Linked DNA regions of Homo sapiens: region 1 is linked to region 2. Evidence: chromatin contacts called from ENCODE Hi-C or POLR2A ChIA-PET data. All regions are on one chromosome and are shown on one strand. The core of a region is the stretch at or near the end of the contact, and the rest is flanking DNA. Distances in the headings are between cores, read along the strand shown.

What was found. A loop is a pair of places that touch in the nucleus more often than their neighbours do. ChIA-PET counts read pairs that join two places held with the same protein, here RNA polymerase II (POLR2A). Pooled maps may share reads with other maps.
Region 1: a pooled map shows a loop between it and region 2 (2.0-fold over the local background). The contact joins two enhancer-like sites. A Hi-C loop is called at or near these places in 1 of 50 pooled maps. POLR2A ChIA-PET finds 5 or more read pairs at or near these places in 10 of 52 experiments (A549, CD4-positive, alpha-beta T cell, OCI-LY7 and 5 more).

The regions. Positions count from the first base shown.
Region 1 is chr3:152,221,585-152,227,616 of GRCh38, reverse strand. No RefSeq gene overlaps it. Among named protein-coding and RNA genes, the nearest start is that of LINC02917, 19 kb to the right of the region's middle. Within about 2 kb of position 3,701, at least 2 of the 41 ENCODE cell types and tissues checked have a DNase peak (open chromatin) inside an H3K27ac peak, as active enhancers do.
Region 2 is chr3:152,298,641-152,305,360 of GRCh38, reverse strand. It overlaps MBNL1 (muscleblind like splicing regulator 1), which reads right to left. Exons shown (of 10, transcript NM_021038.5): 2 at 4,994-5,956. The coding sequence starts at 5,167. Among named protein-coding and RNA genes, the nearest start is that of MBNL1-AS1, 32 kb to the right of the region's middle. RefSeq lists an enhancer at 2,728-2,827. Within about 2 kb of position 3,265, at least 23 of the 41 ENCODE cell types and tissues checked have a DNase peak (open chromatin) inside an H3K27ac peak, as active enhancers do.

The DNA of each region.
Region 1 (6,032 bases), core at 2,452-4,951, 78 kb after region 2:
TATATTATTTTATCACAATTTTCATATTATTTATGAAATACTTGTCATATTTATCATGTTATTTTATCATATTTGTATACGTATTATTCACGTAGTAAACAGAATATCATCTACTCTGACTTCTTAAGAAAGCAATTTTTTTCATTCAAAAGACTAAATTCCCTCGTTCTTCAGCATATATAGCAAATTGGAAAAATTAACAATTCCTGATTGGTGAGCATTGATTACAATTATATCTTATAAAGTTACATTTGCTATTAGGTAGCAAGATTGAGAAAGAGAAATATTTTAAAGCATACTTTACATGCAAGAATTTCAACTGTTTTAATTGAAAAGGTCTAAAACTATTACACAGAGAACCTGAAAAAACCGTACTGAATTGTTGGTGAATCATGCTCTTTCTCCATGGTGACATAAAGTATTGTTTGGAAAAGATAATAAGAAAGAACATTCTCCATCAGTTAGTAAAACAAATCAAGATATATTCCTTAAATGATTTCCTGCCTTTATTGCAAATATTAATCAATTATTTTATGAATAAATAATTTGACATCCCGTATTCCTTTATTGGTTTATTTATATTGTTGTTGTTGTTGTTTTTTGAGACAGAGTCTCACTCCATCGCCCAGGCTGGAGTGCAGTGGCACAATCTCGGCTCGCTGCAACCTCTGCCTACTGGGTTCAAATGATCTCCTGCCTCAGCCTCCTGAGTAGCTGGGATTAAGGCATGTGCCACCACGCCAAGCTAATTTTTGTATTTTTACTAGAGACGGAGTTTTGCCATCTTGGCCAGGGTGTTCTCAAACTCCTGACTTCAAGTAATCCACCCGCTTCGGCCTCCCAAAGTGCTGGGATTACAGGCGTGAGCCACTGCACCTGGCTTTATATTGGGTAATTTTATTAACATTATTATATCTCTAAATTTATCATAATTTTCCATTTAAAATTGTTTTGAAATAGAAAAAAAAACTGAAGAAATCAACTTTAGTTGAGATTTTGTTTACTCACATTTTAGTATCTAGTTAAAAATAAAAGCACAACTGACAGAATATGATATACCCTGGTAAAATTTTGGTTATGACATCAATATTAAAAAATTTATCCAGAATATATTTTTTAAAAAGAAAAATAAATACCTTCTTAAAATGAAAATAGTATTTGCTTCCTATTTAAACTCTCATAGATTCTTGAGAACTAATCTGAGGATCTTCCAGCATGATCTCATAGTATATCCAGATGTTTTTGCAAAGCGAGATCATCACAATCCATAGACCTAAGCACCAATTTCGTCTTTTTGTCTTTCTTCAGCTAAAACTTAGTTTTTTCTCCTTTGAAAACATTTGTGATGGTTAATTTTCTGTGTCAACTTGAGTGGGCTAAGGGATGCTCAGATAGCTGGTAAAACATTATTTCAGGGTCTGTCTGTGAGGATGTTTCCAGAAGAGTTTAACATTTAAACACTTCCAACTCCAAAAGGCAGGAGACTGAGCCCAAAGTCCACCACTGCAAAATATATCCAAGTAACAAACGTGCACATGTACCTCCTGAATCTGTACAAATTTAAAAATAAATAAATAAATAAATTCCACTTTGTTGTGCACTAATAGTGTCTTATTTTCCCATCACAGTGAATATTAGACTGGTGATGGCTGTACTTTGACCTAATATAATTTGCATTCCCCATATCACTTAGCACAAAAATATTTATAATTACACACACACACACACACACACACACACACACACACAGAGCATTCACAGGTATTTGTTGAATGAGTGATTCAGTGTATGAACTATTCTACTCTTTAGTAGATGTTCCAGATTTTAGTATCATGTTTCTGCCCATTACTCTCTTTTTCAAATGTTTAAGTTATTAAATTTCAAAATTTACAAAATTTAGCAGTTTTTACTATGAAAGCATTACCCCCTTGTTCATATTAACTGAATATGTTTAACACTGCTTAACTGAACAATAAGGAATAAATATTAATTCTACCGTGTCCACTCATATGCCAAATTCACATCTTTGTCTGATTTACTTGCATCTGTTTTATTTTAGCTTGGTCAAGAAAACAATACAATCTTTAACTGTACTACAAAAGACTAGAAATGTGACTAAATCAATGCATTATCATCTATTGTAAAAGTGTTTTCAAAAGGGGTATTGTTACAAGGAAGTCCTACAACTAACTATAAAGGGGGCGGGAAAGTGTTGGTGCCTCTCTGCACAGTGTTTCACAGCTCTCCAATTCACAGATCTCACGTTGAAGCAAAATTCTTTCTAAGACCCAAACTCTTTCCAGGCAATTTTCCAAATGGTCTAAGACAAACTTACCACTGTTTATGCTGCTAAATGTTTAAAGTTAAAAGTCATGGGTATTTCACTCTGAAATATGTCACAAAAAGGTCTTTGCTGTTTACCTGACTCAATTAGTAACTTTACTTAGGATGATTTTTAGGAATAGATGAGCATTTTTTAAAATGTGGTTTATGTACTTACAAATGTATACAGTAAAACATTATTATTAAACGGTGAGTGTTCTTGAATAAAGGTTTAGGTCAACACCAAAAATCACTTGGGCATTCTTCTTCCTCTAGGGCACACAGCATCTTAATTCTGCACATAAAAATCATTTTTTTTTTCCAGCCTGGGCAACATAGTAAAGCCCCATTTCTACTAAAATAAAAATAAAAAAATTTAACCTAGCTTGGTGGCGTGCGCCTGTAATTCCAGCTACTTGGGAGACTGAGGTGGGAGGATCACTTGAGGCCAGGAGTTTGAGACTGCATTGAGCTTTGATTGTGCTATTGCACTCCGGTTTGGGTGACAGAACAAGACCCTGACTCTAAAAAAATAATCATTTTTTTCCGGTTGAATTGTATTATAGAGATATGAATAATAATTTTAAAACAATGATATAATATAATCTTGGCACCATTGGCACTACATAGAATCTGTGAATTTTCTGATTCAAATGGAACAAAGCTATTAACTTATATGTTCACTAATGCTTCATGATGATTATTACATTAAGATCAATTTTGGTAATAGTTCTATATTTCTCATCTTCAAAGGTAAAAAAAGTGATAATTTCTGCCTAACTAGATCTGCAGCTACATCTTCTTCCTAATTTGGAATGGTAGTAACTGCCTAACTTTGTAGCTACATTTAAAACTGATTTTCAAGGAGTTTTCATACAAAAACTTTCTGTCACATAATCCTGGGTTTCACCGAAAACAGAGTAATAGATAACACCTAGAAGAGAAAGCAACCAACAAGAGAAAATTTTCTCTCTTATCTTATAATTAACTAATTATAATAAAAATCTATATAATATCATACTTTCATTCTCACTGAGATTTGAGTTATTCTTATGGCAGCCTGAATCTGCAGATACCACCACTAATAATTGGAACTGTGAGTGAACAGTTCTAATTCTGTCTCCACCTGATTCTCCATCTCAAATACAAAAGCCTCTTGTCTCAAAAGTGGTTTGATATTCCAGTCAAAAATCTAGATCAAAAAATATTTTAGATTCTCTTGAGAATAGGAAAAGCAATAACCTAAGCAAAAACAATCACTTATTCAGGAATGTTTTAATTTTGTATACATATAAGTACAGTGGTAAGACAGGATCTTGTGTGTTAAAAGCAACTGAAGTGAAACCATAAGCACAATAGGAAGTCATGCTTGAAAACCAGGAGACTTCTGCTTCTGGCCCTGGGGGAGTGACAGAGTGTAGAATTAACTTTCACCCATAAACAACTAGAAAACTGAGTAAATATAGAAAATATTTATTTTTAGAAACTGGATTAGTTCAGCCACAGTGGAAAGCAGTTTGGAGAGTCCTCAAAGAACTTAAAACAGAACTACCTTTCCAACCCAGCAATCCCATTACTGGTTATATACCTAAAGGAATATAAATCGTTTTACCATAAAGACATATGCACATGTATGTTCACTGCAGCACATTTTACAATAGCAAAAACATGGAATCAGTCTAGATGGCCATCAATGGTATACTGGATAAAGAAAATGCAGTACAGGCCGGGCGCGGTGGCTCATGCCTGTAATCCCAGCACTTTGGGAGGCGGAGGCGGGCGGATCACGAGGGCAGGAGATCGAGACCATCCTGGCTAGCACTGCGAAACCCCGTCTCTACTAAAAATACCAAAAAAAATTAGCCAGGCGTGGTGGCGGGCGCCTGTGGTCCCAGCTACTCAGGAGGCTGAGGCAGGAGAATGGCGTGAACCCAGGAGGCGGAGCTTGCAGTGAGCCCAGATCGTGCCACTGCACTCCAGCCTGGGCAACAGAGCGAGACTCCATCTCAAAAAAAAAAAAAAAAAAAAAAAAAAGAAAAAGAAAAGAAAAGAAAATGCAGTACAATACACCATGGAATACTATGCAGCCATAAAACAGAATCAAATTATGTCCTTTGCAGCAACATGGATGCAGCTGGATGCCATCAACCTAAGTCAATTAATGCAGGGAAAGGGAACAAAATACCGCACGTTCTCACTTGTAAGTTGGAAACTTATAAGAGGGGACCAACAGACACCGGAGCTTACTTGAGGGTAGAAGGTGGGAGAAGGGTCAGGACTAAAAAACTACTTGTTGGAGACTATGCTTAGTATCTGGGTGATTAAATCATTTGTACACCAAACCCCAGCAACACATAATTCTCCCATGTAACAAACCTGCACATGTACCCCTTGAACCTAAAATAAAAGTTGGAAGGAAAAAACGAAAGACGGACCCTGGACCATAGGCAGTGCAGATAATGGTCTCTGAAAAAAGAAACAAATGAGGAGCATTTTGTTTGAAGGTACTTTTCAAGCTGCAGCAAAGGAATGAGGAAACCAGAATAAGCCTGGGAATCTCATTGAACTGGGGGGACAAATATCCCAATTTGGGAGGCTGCAGCAGTTAGAATTTGTGGGGCAAAGTACCTGAGATAAAGGAACTAAGTGGAGAAAGACTTCCAAAATCTGGCTAGAGATCCTTATAATTCTTTGGCTGAACACCAAATATGCATGAGTACTGTGAAGTCCCATGAGTCAAAACTAGAAATATCTTCCAGGAAGAGAAAAATTATGTAAGATGAACACTTCACAGAACTCGCACAGAACTGGTAGTTTTTTGAATTCCGATTAGCCAGAGTAGAGATGCCTTATTGAATACAAAAAACATCCAGTAAATTTCACAGAAGGGCCCATATCTTAGAAATGGAGCCAAAGTAGCCCAGAGTAAGTTTTATTCTAGACCTTTCCTAAAATAACTTAGAAAGAAGCTTCAAAAGACCAAAGTTCTAAAATGTGGCCAAAGCTTAACAATCTTTAAAGGGATTCAACAAAATCTGGCTCTCAGCAAATTAAAATTCACAATGTTTGGCACTGGGAAAAGTCACTCAATAGAGACAAACAATCCTAGGAATGAATGAGATGATAAAATTGGTGACAAGAACTTTAAAATATCTATTATGAATATGCTCCATATCCTCAAGGATATAAAAGAAAACATAAAAATTATGAGACACAAATAGAAAATGTAAAAGAGAAACAAATGGAACTTCTAGAGATGAAAATTAAATATCTGAAATGAGGAATTCACTGGATAAAATTAACAGTGGTAAGTAATTTATTTCAGAAGAAAAGATCAGTAGATTTAAAGCTATAGCAACAGAAGCTATCTAAAATGAAGCACAGAGAAAATAATAACTAAAAAACAGAAACAAAGCTTCAATACTCTGTGGGATAATATAGGTAACTGGAGACCCAGAATGAAAAAGAGGGAGAACAGAGGACAGAAAGAATAGACAAAATTTCCATATTTGTTGAAAACTGTAAACCTACAGATCCATAAATCTCATAGTTCCTAAGCAGAATAAACAGAAAGAAATCATCTCAGCACGTATCATAAACTAATGGCTGAAAATTACCAAGTTTTGAGAGTTGAGGGAAGGAGACAGAGTTAGGTTTGTGGGTGAGATAAAGCCCAAGATAAGTGAAACATTCCATGCCACTCTCTGAGG
Region 2 (6,720 bases), core at 2,016-4,515:
TTATCCTTGGCAAGGAAAATGACAAGATAAGCTTCCCAAACTAGGTCCCTAGGTGTCTGTGCTAGGTCTGAGAAACATTCCATTTCTCACCTTTCACCTGAACTGGGCATGTGTCATACAGTTCTTCAAAAGACAATTCACCCCACACTGCATTGTCTCTTTTAAGTGAGAAACAGCCTTATATATGCAATTGTTTCAAGGGTACTCCGTGGAATTTTGATTAGCTTCAGACATCTGAATTACAATGAAACTGAATTCAGCTGTAAGTGCCACATTGCTTGAGGTCTAAATTGTTTTTAGTTTGTCACACTCACACAGTGAAGCAAGATTTCATGAGAAAAAAAGTAGACGCAGTGTACCAAAATCTTATAATATGAAGCAAAATAAATAGTTCTAGAATTACTGCAGCAGGTAGCTTGATTCGAAACATGGTTTACAATTTATCTAATAGTCTAAAAAAACCTTTACTCATAAAAAAAAGTTTTCTAAAAAAGTTCTAATATAAACAGGCAAATGAATACAATTACTAGTTTCACCAAAGCAACTGCAGCTATTGAGAATTTCATTAAAGAAAGGTTTATGTCAGAGTTGATGACACTGCAGCATATTCACAGGATATTCTTTACAAAGTTGTGAAGTTTCTCCTTAGGGACCTTTTATATGAAACATACTGCTGCGCAGGTTATGCCTTATAGTTAGTTCATCTCCTAAGTTATTAGGAGAAAACAAGGAAGTGATATGTCAATCTGTCACTGAAAGACACATTGAATATATGTGCCAGCACAGTATATATAATAATCTGTCAAAGTTTTAATACATGGGAGATACCAGTGGTTAAAAATCAAACCACAAAAAAACTTCCTGGTAACAGTGATTCCAGTTAGGACCCTAATAGATCAAAATTTTAATTGAAAATTGCATATTTAGTCTAAAACTTGCAGATATTTTATCAGGATTATCAGTGAAACTGGTTTTTAAAATATGATGAAAAGTCTATGCTTGGGGCTTAGAACAGCAGCAACACAGGCAATTTCTGGATTGAGGATAAACCATGCTAGCAACAGAGGATCTTCTAAAATTTAACTATAACCACCTTTGGGACTACTTTATCATGTCTAGTTATGCCATCCAATCCATATGTGACCATCTGGATACTTGTTTGCCTTACTGATTTTGAGTGCTTTAGTTGTTCATTTACCTGTATGTACATATATTTGTGTGCCTTCTAATACCTAATTTCCATACTTCATATATTCTGCTAAGCCTGCAGAGGCTCTTTAAAACTGTTCTCAGCACCCTTGATTGTATGCCACTTTGCAGTGGAATCTGATCTCAAATGTGTCTATGATAAATCTGATCGGGGTGCTATTTATAGATAGATATCACTGTATATAGCAAAAAGAAATTTTAATTATCTTAAATAAAATGGCTCAATTTGATAAAGGAACAAGTGACTAAAGTTTTCAAAGGTAAAAGAATTTTGCTAGATTTTTGGAAAATAGATAGTAAATATAAAGGTTATATTCTCTTTCTCCCATCCCTAGTACCTGAAAAATGAATGGGTATTTGAAATAGAATTCAGTAAACAATAAGTCTATTTCTGTTGATCATATCGTAAAAGCTTTTTTTTTGAGGGTATAAATAACTTGGCAAATATTAAAATACATTCTGTAGGCTTTCTTTACATTGACTCCCCAAATTTTAGTTGAGAGCTCATGACTGAATAGGCAATTTGTCATTGATTTGAAACATCATTTTTGAAATATAATTTTCTAATGGTGGCTTGCAGTGTTAATATTTTTCTTTTCTTTTTTCCTATCTCTTTCACAAGCCATAGGGGAACATAATCCTCTTTGGCATAAAATAATGCACCTTTGCAAATGTTCTGGATTTCTGAAATAGCTAATACACCTAAATCTATAGCACGTAAGCAATTTAAGTCTCAGCTTGAATACGCTCTTAGACTATTATAAATTAAAACTGCAATTGTAAAAGGAAAATTAGAGAAACTAAGTATTTAGAGTATTGTTTATATACTAGCACACATTATTACAGCTTTTGCTCTTTTACTGTTCTCGTTCTAATTCTGACATTCTTAATACCTACATTCCTCGTTGTCATGTATTCCCATTTTACTTAGCAACAGATTTATTACGATACAGACTTCTACATTTACATACGGTATATTTAAATCTAATTATTTAAACCTTAAAATCATCAGTATGCAACTAAAATAGTGAGCTAATTTTCTTCCTATTATCTTTAGTAACATACCAATTGACTTCTTTTACATAAATGAATACTTTCTTGAACTGTTTGACTTATTTTTTTTTTTTTTAATGAAATAAATTCTCCTCTTCTAACTAGAAGTCTGCTATTAACGTAAGTCACCTGGGAGCCTGGCCAAAGTCTGAAGCAGCACAGCTGAAGGGTACAGCCATTTCATAGGGTCCTCTCAGAGAGTATTTGGTTTGCTTTCCTAACTTTCTAAAAATAGTAGATTACACAGGCCACCTCCATCTCATGGCTCAAGAACTCAGAAAAGGCTGGACTATGGATTTAAGCAATACACAGGACACATTTTATTAAAGAAGTCAGGATTATTACAAGTTTTCTAAATTTTTTTCCGTTTACTCTGTGAGAGAATGCAAATGATCTAGCGGTTAATGGCATGGAAACCTCATAACGCTCCCAAATTTCAGAACTTCAAGCATGAGTCATACAGTTACTTTAACAGTTTTAAAATATGTTTTTGATCTATTTTAGCCACAAGACTGAATACAAGAGGACTGCTATCTGAAGGGAAGGATTCTAAATACTGTACAAAGAATCACATGTGTCAGTTATAAATATATACACACACACGTAAGAAACATGTTTTTTAACATAAATGCTTAATTACATATTCAAAATTGTTTTAATGCTTAACATAATTATTTTACTAACATTTAAGAAGCTACTGTCCTGGGTATGAAGCTCCATCATAAATAAATTCATGTTTTTTTTTTCCTCTTATTCAAATTTAAAATATTTTACCAAGTTTTAGACACTGTAATTTAAATTTAAATTAAATTCAGTTTCTCTTAGAAAGACAAAGAAAAAGGACAAAGTTTGCATTGATTAGCTGCTGTAATGAGTTCATTTCATAAATACATTTAAAATCTTGAAATTATTTAAAGTCCTTGATGTGGCAGTTGAATCTTGTTAACCACATAGCATGTCATTAAGCAACCTTGCTGCTTTACTCAAAAAGGGACTGTTCTGTGGCCATAAGTGAGCAGCAACTAAAAAAAAATATTTTGAGATGGAAAAATAGCAACTGAATAGTAATGTTTCACAATGTTTCCAAATGTTGTAGAAGCAGGTCTTCTGTGTAACCACTCAATGTCACAGCCAAATTTAATGTCCTTCATTTTGCAGCTACGAGTGCACCATCAACTGTCTGTAGGATTAAAAATTGGATTTACTATTAATTGGGTCAAAACAGGGTTACTTATGGCCACAGCTGGTTACCGACAAGAGTAATTAGCTCCTTGCCCCTCATTTTATGGGTCTCAGTCTCTAATTACACCTGAATTCAGCCAGCATGAATTTAGGAATACACATTCACGGAGGTACAACCACTGTGCCCTTCACTGATGCCTCTCAAAGGAAAGGGTGAAGAAAGTCTCAATGGGAGTTTATAACTTTTGCTTATTGATCTTTAGGACTATGACATTAAGAAGAATCTAACATTTTAAAATATTTTTGTTGTTAATACCTCCTTTCTGTTCAACTCTAAAGATCATATTCTCGAAATCTTTGGCAAAAACTTTAGCAAAATGAACAGCCTAAAATGGACCAGGAAACAATGAACTGAAACAATTAACTCATAACTCACCCTGATGTTATTAAAGAAAAGATTATTATAGCACCATATATTTTTAAAGACAAGATGGATCTATGAGACTTTTACTTCTCTACATATGTAGAAGTGATAGTGTCCTCCCCTCAAAGGTCCAAAGAATTAAATTAGGACATTCATATTCAAAAGCAATTTGATTAAACCAAGTAGGCTGAAAGTACCCAGGAACACATTTCTAGTCTTGACCTTGTGTGTCAAAATAAAGATATTTATGTTATCTTTTAAAAGACTCATTTTCAAATATGATACCTGAATTACAAATCCAATGACATTTTTGAATGTCAAGAAACACTAAAGTAAATATTTTAGTATTATGGTGCCCACAAAAGCTAACTTTTAACATTTCTAGCTAAGACTATTACAAATAAAAAAAAATCATGATCTAACAGAAAATAAACTGCTAATTCACATTAGAATTTTTGAAGCTGGAAAAATCCAATAAACAATAGTACTTATGAGTTTCTACTTATTTATATAACTCACATGCAACAAAGTTTGTGCCTCAGGTAAGGTGCTGTAGCAGCAGTTCAGCACCTTACTTCTAGTTACATTTTCCATAAAATGCGTGGCTCTGGCCTGAAAATAAAATGCCCACAAAATAAAAAGAAAATCTAAAATGTCAAAATATTAAAAGAGTAAAAAGTCTATCCAAGTTTAGCTGATTTTAAATCTGCTTCTCTTTTGCAACTGTACAATGCCTTTACCAACAAATAAAAATCATCCTCATTCAGCTATTGCCATGGCCTTATATATAATATATGCATATGCTAAACACTCACAGGTAGCTACATTTACCATTTCCAGGGACAGACAGACACTTTGCCATTACTAAGTGAAAAATATGTCAACACTTTCTGCCCTAGCAAAAAAAAACATGCAGTGAAAGGACTGATAAAGTTATTCATAACAAAGTTTGGCCAGACTTGATTCTACTGCTTCTCGTAAAGTTCCCCAGCCCAACATCATCAACACACTGTATAACTAAACTATGAACAAAGCAATCCATAATCCCATATGCAGAGAACTGTATGTCCATATACCCCTCATTCAATCATTGAATATCCTTAAAAGAATATAATAGTTACTCACTTTCAATGAATCAAAGCAGGCGATTACTCGTCCATTTTCAACTTGGCAGCTTTTCGAAGGATGTGCAAATTTACATTCCGTGTCTGGCCGTGAGCAAGTCCCCCTCTGGAACTCTCTACATACTTCCAGTGTTAGCCATTTTGTGTCCCGAATTGGTGTGACACTAACAGCCATGTTTAGATTTTACAGGTAGTTAAATGTTTCAGTGAAACCAACAAACCCAACCCCCCCAAAAAAGAGCAACAACCAAAAAAAAAAAGCTGAACTGATGATGAAAATGTCCCCTCAAAATACTTTTCCCCACTCCCTGCTTTAAAAGTACATGGAAAATTGTGTCGTCAATATCAAGGAAAAGATCTCCCACTAGAAATTCACAGCATGAAACTGTTAATTCAAAGAGGTTTTGGTTTTTAGAGAAATACTAGGATTGTAAGTAGATGAACGTTTAAAAGTAGGGCCTGGTATCAGCCTTGTGCTCTCAGTAACCCCTTCCCAGTGCCAATTTGGAGCCCAAAATGCAAGCATGAAAACGTGGCAGACCCTTCGACACCGAATTTCCAAGCTGCTTTCAGCAAAGTTGTCTGAAAGGGAATCTCCTCACAGCTGAATTTGCAATGGAGTTTGGTGGTGCAATCGGTATTGATTAGTTTGGCATAGACAGATGCAGCAGTTTAGAGCAAAATCGAGAAAATGATTTTTTTTTTCCTCCTTGATTTCCTGGCAGAAGATATCTTACTTTTTCAGCAAACTTTTCTTTTAACACTAAAGCAGCCTAGGGCAATGCCAGATACTTAGAGCTTTTCTCTTGATTATAAGTAGAAATGGGGGTGTCTGGGCTAGAGGTGGAGGGTGGATGTGCTGTCGTCACAGTCTAGCTGGCAGCAAGCAAGGCAAAAGCAGAGACTGCTCTAGAAGCGGTTCCAAGCAGCAGAGACGTCAGGAAAGGCACTTCTTAGTACCAACCTGTAGAAAAAAGAGATAGGTTAAGATTTACTAAGTAGCACTTCACTGATGTCCTACAGTATCACAACCTTGCCATGTGATACCAGACTAAGTAATATTCAAGTCAGCCTCTCTCTCTCTCTCCCACACATACATACACAAAATACTTACAGTGAGGCATATTGCAGCCAGCCATCGTAGATTTATTAAAAAAAGGGGCCGTTTCCCCTTGTGAAGCAATGCATGATAGAGAGATAACCAATCACAGATAGTGTTGCAGCAATATTCTGGGCAGAAAGCCAATAGTGTGGGTTGTCTTATGAAAGGTCGCGCCTGTCAGACGTTCATTACTATGCTATAAGCACAGAAAATGTCCATCAGATGTGACTTATTCCACTGCAAGAGGACGAGCATGTGGGTTTTGAATTTACCCAACATGCAGTTAGTGGACTAAACCATGTTAGTTTCAAAACAGCTTCTCAGACAAGTCTAAGCACTTGAAGATCATTACCAGGGAATAAAAAGCAAGGTTTAAAAATTGCAGCTGACTTCCAAGCTGCTTTCCCTCCGGCTCTGCGCAGGGACGGGCACTGAACAGCCTGCTCCTGCTGTCCTGACACGTGAATAAAAAAGGAAAGGGGTGTTTACAAATGGTACATTCTCCTGACCTATCCAATTCACTTCCTTCTAAAGCCCAAGTCCTGCCCCTCCACTGAAAACAGCACTCATACTGTAAAACTATTCCATTGAGCCCGCAGACACTTTGTCAATATATCACAGGCAGG